2 separate regions of the Mus musculus genome follow, and region 2 is linked to region 1. A link is a loop called in an ENCODE intact Hi-C map of the cell type or tissue named here. Cell type or tissue: left cerebral cortex. All regions are shown on one strand. Region 1 overlaps Majin (membrane anchored junction protein). Region 2 holds the start of Batf2 (basic leucine zipper transcription factor, ATF-like 2).

Evidence for each region. Peaks named below come from ENCODE experiments on the same cell type or tissue, not always from the same donor. Only the 100,000 strongest peaks of a DNase experiment are listed, where the experiment ranks them.
Region 2: it touches region 1 in a loop (2.0-fold over the local background); 6 of 42 quality-filtered maps call a loop at or near these places.

What each region holds. Positions count from the first base shown.
Region 1 is chr19:6,215,057-6,220,056 of GRCm38, forward strand. It overlaps Majin (membrane anchored junction protein), which reads left to right. Exons shown (of 11, transcript NM_001165919.2): 8 at 90-153. Among named protein-coding and RNA genes, the nearest start is that of Gpha2, 8.8 kb to the right of the region's middle. In left cerebral cortex, no CTCF peak of the experiment used is centred here; no DNase peak of the experiment used is centred here.
Region 2 is chr19:6,161,281-6,166,280 of GRCm38, forward strand. Batf2 (basic leucine zipper transcription factor, ATF-like 2) reads left to right here and starts at 3,159. Exons shown (of 3, transcript NM_028967.2): 1 at 3,159-3,273. The coding sequence starts at 3,235. In left cerebral cortex, no CTCF peak of the experiment used is centred here; a DNase peak (open chromatin) is centred at 3,027.

The DNA.
Region 1 (5,000 bases):
GCTGAGATACTCATTTGGGCTCCATTTGCTTGAAAGTGGTGATGCTGCCACAGCAGTGGCATTCTCTGGGCTTTCCTCCTCCCCTTCAGGGCCAAGATGGAGACTTCTAGTGAAGCTTCCAGCAACAAGAAGCCTCTGAAGGAGAGCAAGAGGGTAAGCATCAAGATGGGAGCTTTGAGGCTCTGAGGGCCCCTTCTCTGTTACAGGCTGGGCTCCTGTTACCCGCTCTGCTTGGTCCTTGCTGCACACTGAACTCATTCTTGGGTTTCATTCTCTGCAGAATGACATTCAACTATTCTGCACTTGTCACTGTCCCCAAAGTAGTTGGATAATGAACACACGCGTGGATCTTTTCATGTTGACAGTCTTTTCAACTTAACTGCTCGTGTTTTATAATTTAAAAATAGGTCTGAATTGAATGGGTGTGAGATCCGAAGTAGAATCTTCACTGTAGAAAAGTTTTTGCCTTAATCTACATTGGCGTTTGATCTGGGCATGTCTGGTTTTAGCAGGTGAGGGGGCCATGTATCAACACTAGACGTAGGTGGGGAGTGGAGGTGCACACCTGTAACTCTAGCACTCTGGCCATGGCAGCAAGATGGCTAGAGTGTGAGGCCTGCCTAACTACACTGTAGGTTTCAGGTCAGCAGGGCTGTGGAGTGAGACTGGGGGTGGGGGTGGGGCTGTGAAGTGATGTCTTCAGGACCCAACGGTCAGTGTATTCATAACCTCACAGCAGCCAAGCTGAGCCAAGTTAAACCCAGACAAGATCTAGGCAGTTATCACCCCTTCATGGAAGGGGAAGGGCACTCAAGCTCAACCCCTAACTAAGGTGCTGGCAGATCATGAACTGCTTGGGGAAGAGAAGTCATTTTGTGCCAGGGTGTAGCCACTGGTAAGCTGCCATGGCCTAGTGAATAACCCTACACACATACACATGCAGGTAACTCTATGTTGTGGGTCCAAAAAGCGGGGGGGGGGGGGGGGGAAGGAAGTGATCCAGTGTAGTATTTACACGGATAGAATGCTGAAAGGTATATTTTTAAATTACTTTGTAGAAGAATTCAGGAAGCTGGTCACCATGGTGGCACATGCTTTTATCTCGGCATTTAGGAGTCAGAGGCAGGATCTGAGCTTTCTGATTTATGGTCAGCCTGTGCTCTATAGAGTCCCAAGGCCAGCCAGGGCCTCACAGTAAGACCTTGTCTCTAAAATAAACAGAGGGTTGAGAGATGGCTCAGCAGTTAGGAGCATTCGCTGCTCTTGCAGAAGACCTGAGTTCAGTTTCCAGTATCCATGTTGGGCAGCACACAACTGCCTGTAACTCCAGCTCCAGAGGGTCCAATACCCTATTCTGGACTCTGTGAGCACCTGCGTGCACACACACACACAGACACACACACACACACACACACACACACACACACACACACATACACACACACGAGTGAGATGGCTCATTTGTCAAAGGAACCTACTGCCAAGCCTGATGACGTGGCTTCCATCCCCAGCACCCACAATGTGGAAAAAAAGATCTGACCAACCTGAGAGATTCAGACTTCTATGCATATGCCATGACAGAAGCACACCCTCATGTAGGCAATTTTTTGTAGCCTACTTTAATAAGGGTTCAACCTTCCCTCTAGCCCAGCACCCACCAGAGGTAGTGGGAAAGAAAGGTTATTAGGATATAGGGAAAGGAAGTGCACTTGTTTAGAAATAGTTCTTTAGGGTGATTCCAATCTTTGTTGTTCTCAGTCCAGTCCACTAGCAAACACCAAACACTAATCAGCAGCTTCAGTCCAGTCCACTCAGCAGACACCACACATGAATCTGCAAGGGCAGTTCAGTCCAGAAGAAACGTCGAGACTGGCCAATCGGCCCAAGTCCATGGAAGTGGCAAGAAGCTGCAGGAACCTCAGGAGAAGTTCTTTGATAAGTTTCTCTCTATGAAGTCACCACAGGCAAAGCTCAGCAATGCAGTGTCAGGCGAATCAAGGCATGCATGTCGTCAGTGAAGACTAGGGGCGAAGCAGAGTGAGCAGTGCTTGAGCTCCCGCTGTCTGTGGGGTCAGATTTACGCCCTTTCTAAATATCAGGTGTCCTTTCAGGTGTCTGCTTCAGCAGAGCATCATTATAACCTAACTGAGTCTCCAAAGAAACCAGACATTTCCACTTTACCCTCATGCACCTCACATTCCGACATCCACATAAATATGTAGTTAATCCCGGGCATGATTGCCTGTGCCCTTAATTCTAACACTTGGGAGGCAGAGGCAGGCAGATCACTGTCAGTTCAAGGCCCGACAGAGCTACATAGACTCTGCCCCTATTGCCTGAAATTTAAAAAGTAGCTAAAAGGTTGAAGAGATGGGTCAGTGGTTAAGATCATTACTGCTCTCCAGCAGTTCTGAACATTAAGGGCAGGCAGCTCACAGCTGCCAGTAACACCAGCTCCAGAGAGCTTCCCTGCCCACAGAGACCTCTGTCTCCTGTGGGTACTGCTCACACACATGCACACACACTCCACACACACACACACACACACACACACACACACACACACACACACATGTAATTCAAAGTAAAATAAATTCTTTAAGTTATAAAAAAAGAGAGAGAGAGAGAGAGAGAGAAAACTAACAAAGCCTCCAAAACAGGGCCAGGCTGTCACAGCGATGTGACTTTACTTGATTTATTTGATGGTTTGTTTCTTCATTTAAATGTTCACATACTGGCCACATCTCCATTTTAAGTGCTGATAGTTGTCTTCAAAGTGACACATTTTAGCCAGGCAATGGTGGTGCATGACTTTAATCCCAGCACTCAGTGGGCAGAGCTACATAGAGAAACTCTGTCTCAGCCCCATCTCCCCCCACCAAAAGAAAGTGGCAAACATTATTTCCTCCCCCTTTTAAATATCTTGTAACTATTATATGTGCCTTATAGATATTTTTAAATTTTTTTCTTTGTGTCTCCAAAGTAGTTCTGATCCTAAGTTCCAGGTACTAACAGCTCCCACCTTGGACTTCCCAGGACCCACAACATAGTCAGTGAAGAAGCAAAGAAGTACCGTATGCATTTGTGTTTAGTATGTGCCAAGTACTCAGGCTGTCGAGCCTCTAAAGCCCCCAGGAATGTCAGGCCAGGCAATCAGATAGCTGTGTGCCTCCAGGAAGCACAGGCTACCTAGAAAACATAAAGAGGTCATGAGGGGAAAGTCCCCTGGGAAAGCTGAGGCCCTTGAAGAGCCCAGGCCAAGAGAGAAGAATTCAACACTTTTTATGCCTGGAGGCCAATGCATCAGGAACTCAGTGCTGGGAATTGTTATTGGACAGATTAGCAGGGACTAGACAGTGATCGGCCTTAAGTCCACCAGGATCTCGGGAATGACCTAAAACCTTCTGGAGTAAAGTGCTAAAACAACCTCACTTCTAATCTTTTGTCACATGGTTAAGGCATGTTGTGTGCCTGGACACCCAACACACATGTAAAACCTGACTGCTTATTTCCAGGAGTTTATCAAGCACTTGACTGTGCCCTTGGGAATATAGACTTCTGCCTCTGAGAACAGGGTTAGAAGATGGAGTTTTGTGTCAGCCCCACAGCACACCGAGTATTTTTGAGCCAGGAGCTGTTTCCTCTACACTCTCAGCCTCTGGAAGTCAAGAAGAGAACTGAGAAAGTACAAGAGGGGTACATGAAGCTCTGGAGAACAAAGTGCTCTACAAGCAAGATAATTGCTACAAAGGAGCATTCCCCTCGCACTACCCTCCGTACCTTCCTATTCTTAGTTTGACACATCATCTCCTGCAAGAACAGTACCCGCAGCTTCTTACTCAACACAATTACCTTTTCATCTCAGCTCTGGGCTGAGGAAAGCTGAGCAAAGGAGCATGTTTATTGATTTTCACTCGACGCCCAGAGACAGCCTCCATCACAGACCCTGTTCCTGCAAAGGATTTCTCCTAAATTAATGTAACCACAGTGACTCTCAGTGCAAGCCACTTGAGCTGGAAGAATTGAATCTGTTCCTATGGCTCCGTGCTTGGCATCCTCCCACCCCTTTGAAGAAAGTTTGGGTTATAGGAGCACATACAGCCAGGGAGGACCGTGCATGTCTGAACACATTGAAAAGCTTTAGCAGGGAACGTGTGAGAAGAATGCAGTACCTGTCTCCTGAGCTCTGTTTGGGGAAGAATAGGAAGGGAGACCCTTTTCTTTTTTGTTCTTTCGGATCCCAGACCTAAAGAGCCAGACTACGAAAGGGTCACAAAGATAGTAGAGAACAGATAAATGACCCGATGTGGACCAGACTACTCAGTGTATTCTCACCTCTGCTCCACTTTTAAGCAGGTCTGATTCTGAACTGTCAGTGGCTTTCAAGGTGTGACAGCCTGATGGCCCTCCTCAGTGGCAGCACAGTCTTCCTCAGCTGTCTCTCCTCTCTGTAGTTTGTGCCTGTACACTAAGCTACCCTTTTTTGTGAGAGGAGTTGCCTTGTTTCTGGGATGGCCTTTGCCATCTGACCACTTATACCCAGCCCTCATAAATGCTGGACTCTTCAGTGTTCCCTGCAGCGAGATGTAAGTCCAGAATCAGAGTTTCATTAAGTCTCTAAGAATTACCCTTTCAGCCGGGCGTGGTGGCGCACGCCTTTAATCCCGCACTCGGGAGGCAGAGGCAGGCGGATTTCTGAGTTCCAGGCTAACCTGGTCTACAAAGTGAGTTCCAGGACAGCCGGGGCTATACAGAGAAACCCTGTCTCAAAAACAACAAAACAAAACAAAACAAAACAAAAACAAAAAAAGGAAAAAAAAAAAGAAACCCTGTCTCAAAAAAACAAACAAACAAACAAAAAAACAAAAACAAAAAAGAATTACCCTTTCAAAAAATTAGAGCTAGGCCCTTGCTGTCTAGGAGGGTAAGAAAGGCTTTCTTCCTCCTGTAGCTCTCTCTCATCTGTAGGAACAGGACCCTGGGCATGCCATAGATACCAA
Region 2 (5,000 bases), 54 kb before region 1:
ATCTCCTTCCTGTGGCTCCGTTTTCTTACAGGCTAGAAGGGGCCTCTAGGTGTGCAGGTCCCGTGGCAGCGAGTCTTCCAGGGAAATGCTGGGGAGCCTGGATGTCTGATGTCTCCACATTGAAGCTTCCCACCTTTAATTTGTTCATGTGCTGACGGAGCATCTGTTAGCTGAAGGCAGTGTTTGAGACATTGGGTCACTTCTGAGAGCAAGGCAGATACTTGCTTTGGACCTCAGGTACTGGGAAACCCCCAACTTCCACCCACCACCCTGCAGGGGTCACAGGCCCCCAAGAGCTTGACAGAGAAGACTGGGAGCTTGGACGAAAGAGCGATTGTGTTCTCCTTCCAGCTCTGCCTCCCTGGGGTGGGAGACCTTAACTCTCTGGGTTTTATGACCCCACCCTTTAGGAATGTATTTAATGTCAGTGTTTTCTCCAAATTCATGTTTCAAACACCAAACCTTCAGTTAGATAGTGTCACATGGCTGTAGTTGTACCAACTTCAGGAGGCCAGCCTGGGCTACATAGTAAGACCCTCCCTCAAAAAGAAAAGGAGGAAGAGGAAGAAGAGGAGGAGGAGGAGGACAGTGACAATGACAAACAGTAGTAGCAGCAGCAGCAGCTGCCACCACCAAACATGGTAACTCACTAGGCAGAGGCATTACGTTAAGGCCAGCCTGATGCACATAGAGTCCTAAGCCAGCCAGGGCTACCTAGTGAGACCCTGACCTAGATAACAAGAACACAAAGCTCTGCCAAACGATAGAACTTGGTGCTACACACCTGGAATCTCAGTGCTCTGGAGGCTAAGTCCAAAGCATCTCTGAAAGTTTAAGGCTAGCCTGGGCTACACAATGAGACCCTGGCAACCCTTAACAAGAGCTCAACCTGCTGTTGTCTTGCTTTGGGGCTTTTCTGCCTCTAGAGCTATGGGGAATAAGCACTGTGTAAGCCATCCAGGCTATTGTGTTGGTGTGAGGTGATGAGGTCCCTGGCTGAGCGAGGGGTCAGGGCGTGTAGTCTCACTGGTCTGGAAGTCCATCCACCTCTCAGGGAAGCTTGCAGGGCCATTTAAGGTTAAACATTACCCTGTACCCATCCCCGCCCGCCACTCCCTCTCCCTTCTGAAGATCAAGCCATAAACACCCCCCTTTCCTCTTCCTCTGGAGATGTGGTCTCCCAGGAGGAGGCGCCCCTGTAGACTGTCCAGTTCTCCTGGAAGCCCCTGGTCTAGGAAGTCAAGGAGTCTAGTTAGAACTGCAGGCTGAAGCAGGGACACTGGGCCCTAGTCTTCTCAATAGGTGTTTTTTGGGGTGACGTCATACCCAAGCTTCCTCCAGATTGTTCCCCTGTGGAGTTCACAGACAGGCTTAATGAGCCCCTCAGGTGCTGCATCCAGCCAGCGCCCTACCCTACCCGATGTCTGGGAGACAAAAATAATTCCAAGAAATGGGTAGCCTAGGTCAACCCATTTCAGCCCCTGCCCCCAGGGCTCTCAGAAGCAAGGTGATAGGGTCCTGCTGGCACGTCCAATCTCATCGACCCAACAGTTTCAATTATGAATATGTCAGCGATCCTAGAATCCAGATCCACTGCAAGTCTCAAAGAGAAGATGCACCAGGCTGGGCAGTGCTTTCTAATAGGGAAGGGCTCTCTTCATCCTGTTCCTCCCCTTCAAACAGCTCTGTGGACTAGGAATGACTTTATCATCCACAGCAAAGGGATCACACACAGAAGGTATGGATGATAAATTTGGTGGGCAGAGCACCAGGGCTCATCTCTTAAGGCTCAAGCTGGCTTCAGGACCAGTTCTAGAGATGGCAAAAGATTCCTGTGTTGCATAACTCTGGTCATTACAGACATCACGACATGGCAGACACTACTAATCAATTGCAGTCTTTTTATTTTTATTTACTTTACTTATTTATTAAGAGACACCGTCTCTTCTAACCCAGGCTAGACCCCAATTCTGTGTAGCCATAAACTGCCTTGTCCTTCTGGTCCTCTTGCCTCCATTTCCCAAGGATTATAGGCATCTGCCACTGTGCCCAGATTTAGCACTTTTTGTTTTTTAAATATAAACTTGGACATAAAGATTCCTTTAAAAGTTTTATTTTGTGGGCTTGAGAGATGACTCAGCGATTAAGAGCACTGGCTATTCTTCCAGAAGATCCAGGTTCAGTTTCTAGCGCCTACATTTTTGCTTATAAATATCTGAAACTCTAGTTCCAGGGGCTCCAGTGCCCTCTTTTGGCCTCTGAGGACACGGGGCATATATGTAGGGCAGAGACATACATGCAAGCAAAACACTGGTATGCATAAATTAAATTTAAAAAGTTTAAATTCTTCATCATCAGTGGGACAGGGTCTCATCATTTAGCCCTGGTTGTCCTGTAACTTACTCTGTAGACCAGGCTGGCCTTTAACTCAGATACCTGCTGGGCTCTGCCTCTGAGTCCTGAGATTTGGAGGTTCGTGCAGTCACGAGCACTATCACGCCAGCTCTGATTGTTGATTTTTTGCATGAGTCCAACATCGGTCTCAGAGAGTTTGGAGTGGTCGTGTTGTCACAGTTCTTTTGTTATGCCTGGGAACTTTTATATTTTGAGAATTTTTAGTTCTTACTATGTAGCCCAGGTTGGCTTCAAACTCATGAATGATTCTCCTGCCTCTGCTTCTCCAGTGCAAGTACCACACCAGGCACACCCAGCCGCAGGCCTGGAAATTTGCTCCACCCTACCCATACCCTTCATAGATAAGGAAACCAAAGTTCAGAGAAGGTGAATCACCTTCTCAAAGCTGCACAGCTCCAGTGTGGACTGTGAACCTGGACTTTCTCAGAGACTATGGGGGCTCCTTCACGCACCCCACCCCAACCCCGCTTTTCCTCTAGGTTCTGTCCCTGGCATCCTGCCAGCCCTCTCCAGGATACGGTCTTGTTAACTGCTCCCATCTACCCTCCACCATCCTTCTTCTAGAGAAGGGGCCTAACCGGAAGGCTGCTCTTGTTAGGAAGTTCCACCCACGTGAGTGAGCGTGAGCGAGCAAGAGCCAGGGATTCTGGGCAGCCCATGGTTTTAGGAGAAACTGAAACTGGGTGTGCTAGGGGCGGAGTGGCCACTGGGGATTTAAAGAGCCACCACTTCCTTGGGCCTCCATAGGTCACTGGGAGGGGACAGCTGCTGAGGGGACATCCAGGACCAGACTGAACCTCTTTTCCCCTTGCCTAAGCCATGCAACTCTGTGGGAGTAGCGAGCTGCTGACTGAGACAGTGAGTACAGGGGACTAGGAAAGAAACGCTATGGAGAGAGACAAGGAAGGCTGCAGTAAGGTCACCATGATCTGTGTGACCTGGGAACTGGGCTGCACACTCCCATCTCACGGTTTAGTTCCTCCTGGGCACTGGAATGACTTCCTGGCGCTCACACTGCAGACCAGTCTCCAGCTTTGAACTTGGACCCTGCATGCGTGCGTACTGCTTCCTCGCAATCCATTTGCTCTCACCTTGCAGCGTTTCCCAGATCCTTCCCTTCTCTCTCTAGTCTCCCAAATCACAGCTGCCTTCTTTCCTCGCTGACTCTGTCTTTCTCCAGCCTCTATTCTGGTCTGAAGTTTGCCCTGAGGAGGATATAGCCACAATCCAAGGGACATGCAGAGTCCTCAGCCAGAGTGGCTGGAGTCTTGCCTGAGGTGGAGTGACAGAGACAGGGTCCCGCTCTAGGCATTTGACTTCAAGTTCCATTTAAGTTTTGTGGTCCCCGGGGTTGGAGGGCTCAGAGCTCTCAGGAGCAGTCCTCTCTGCCCAATGGAATCTCCATCAGTTCTAGGCAGCCGCCCCACTGCCCTGTGAGTGAGCATGGAGTCTTGTAGATCTCTTCTGTGCCAGGTAGGTGACATTCCTGCTTTGAGGAAAGATCTCGTGTATCCCAGGCTGGCTTCAAACTCACTATGTAGCCAAGTCTGGCCTGAACTAATCCTTCCATTACATCTTGCCATTTTGCCTAATTTTATTTGTTTGTTTTGTCTCCTCTTCCTACTCCTCCTTTTTCTTCTTCTTTTTCCCACTTCTGTGCCCTTCTAGTTTTGTGCCTGGTGCATAGTAGATGTTTAATAAATGTTTGTTGAAGGGATGGGGAGATAGCATAGTCAGTGAAGTACTTGTCTCGGAAGCCTAAAGACCTGAGCTTGGTCCCTAGCATCCATAAAGCACCTGGTTAGGTGGCAAGCACCTGTAAGCCCAGCCCTGGGAGAGGGGCGCTTGCTGACCAGGCAGCCCAGTCTTACTGGTGAGTCCCAGACCAGTGAGAGACTATATCTCACAAACAAACAACAAACAAACAAACAAACTAGGTGGGGGCCAGTTAGGAATGCTCACTGCTCTTGGAGAGGACCCGAGATTGGTTCCCAACACCTTCACGGGGCAGCTCACAACCAAATCACCTGTAACTCCAGCTCCAGGGGACTTAACACCTGCTTCTGGTTTCCAAGGGTACAGACACTCACATGCATACACAGGTCACCACATATACACACAACTTAAATTAAAAGAAGGCAGATGGCTTCTGAACATGAATGATACTTAAGGCTGTCCTCCTACAGTGTACACACACACACACACACACACACACACACACACACACACACAGAGGAAATTAAATGTTGTTTCAGTAAGTGAGTGCCAGCCCCTTTAGACTGAGTTGAGGACAGGCACATGGGATCATATCAGACCCTGACCCTGCTGCCTTTGTGGGGTTGTGGGCTGGAAGATCATAGGAATGGCAGCTCACTCTGGGGTGTCTACTCTCACCTTCTTTCCTTCACTGTCTGTGGACAGTTGGGAAAATACCATGTGCCTCTGTTCTACCATTGAGATTATTGCACTCAGAAGAAGCCAATGCTGACTTTTGAGAATGTGTGTTTGAGGTTGCTATGGTCTGGGTTCAAATCCCACCCTCCCTACTTATTAAGTAAGCTGTAAGCTAGACACGGGGTAGGGCT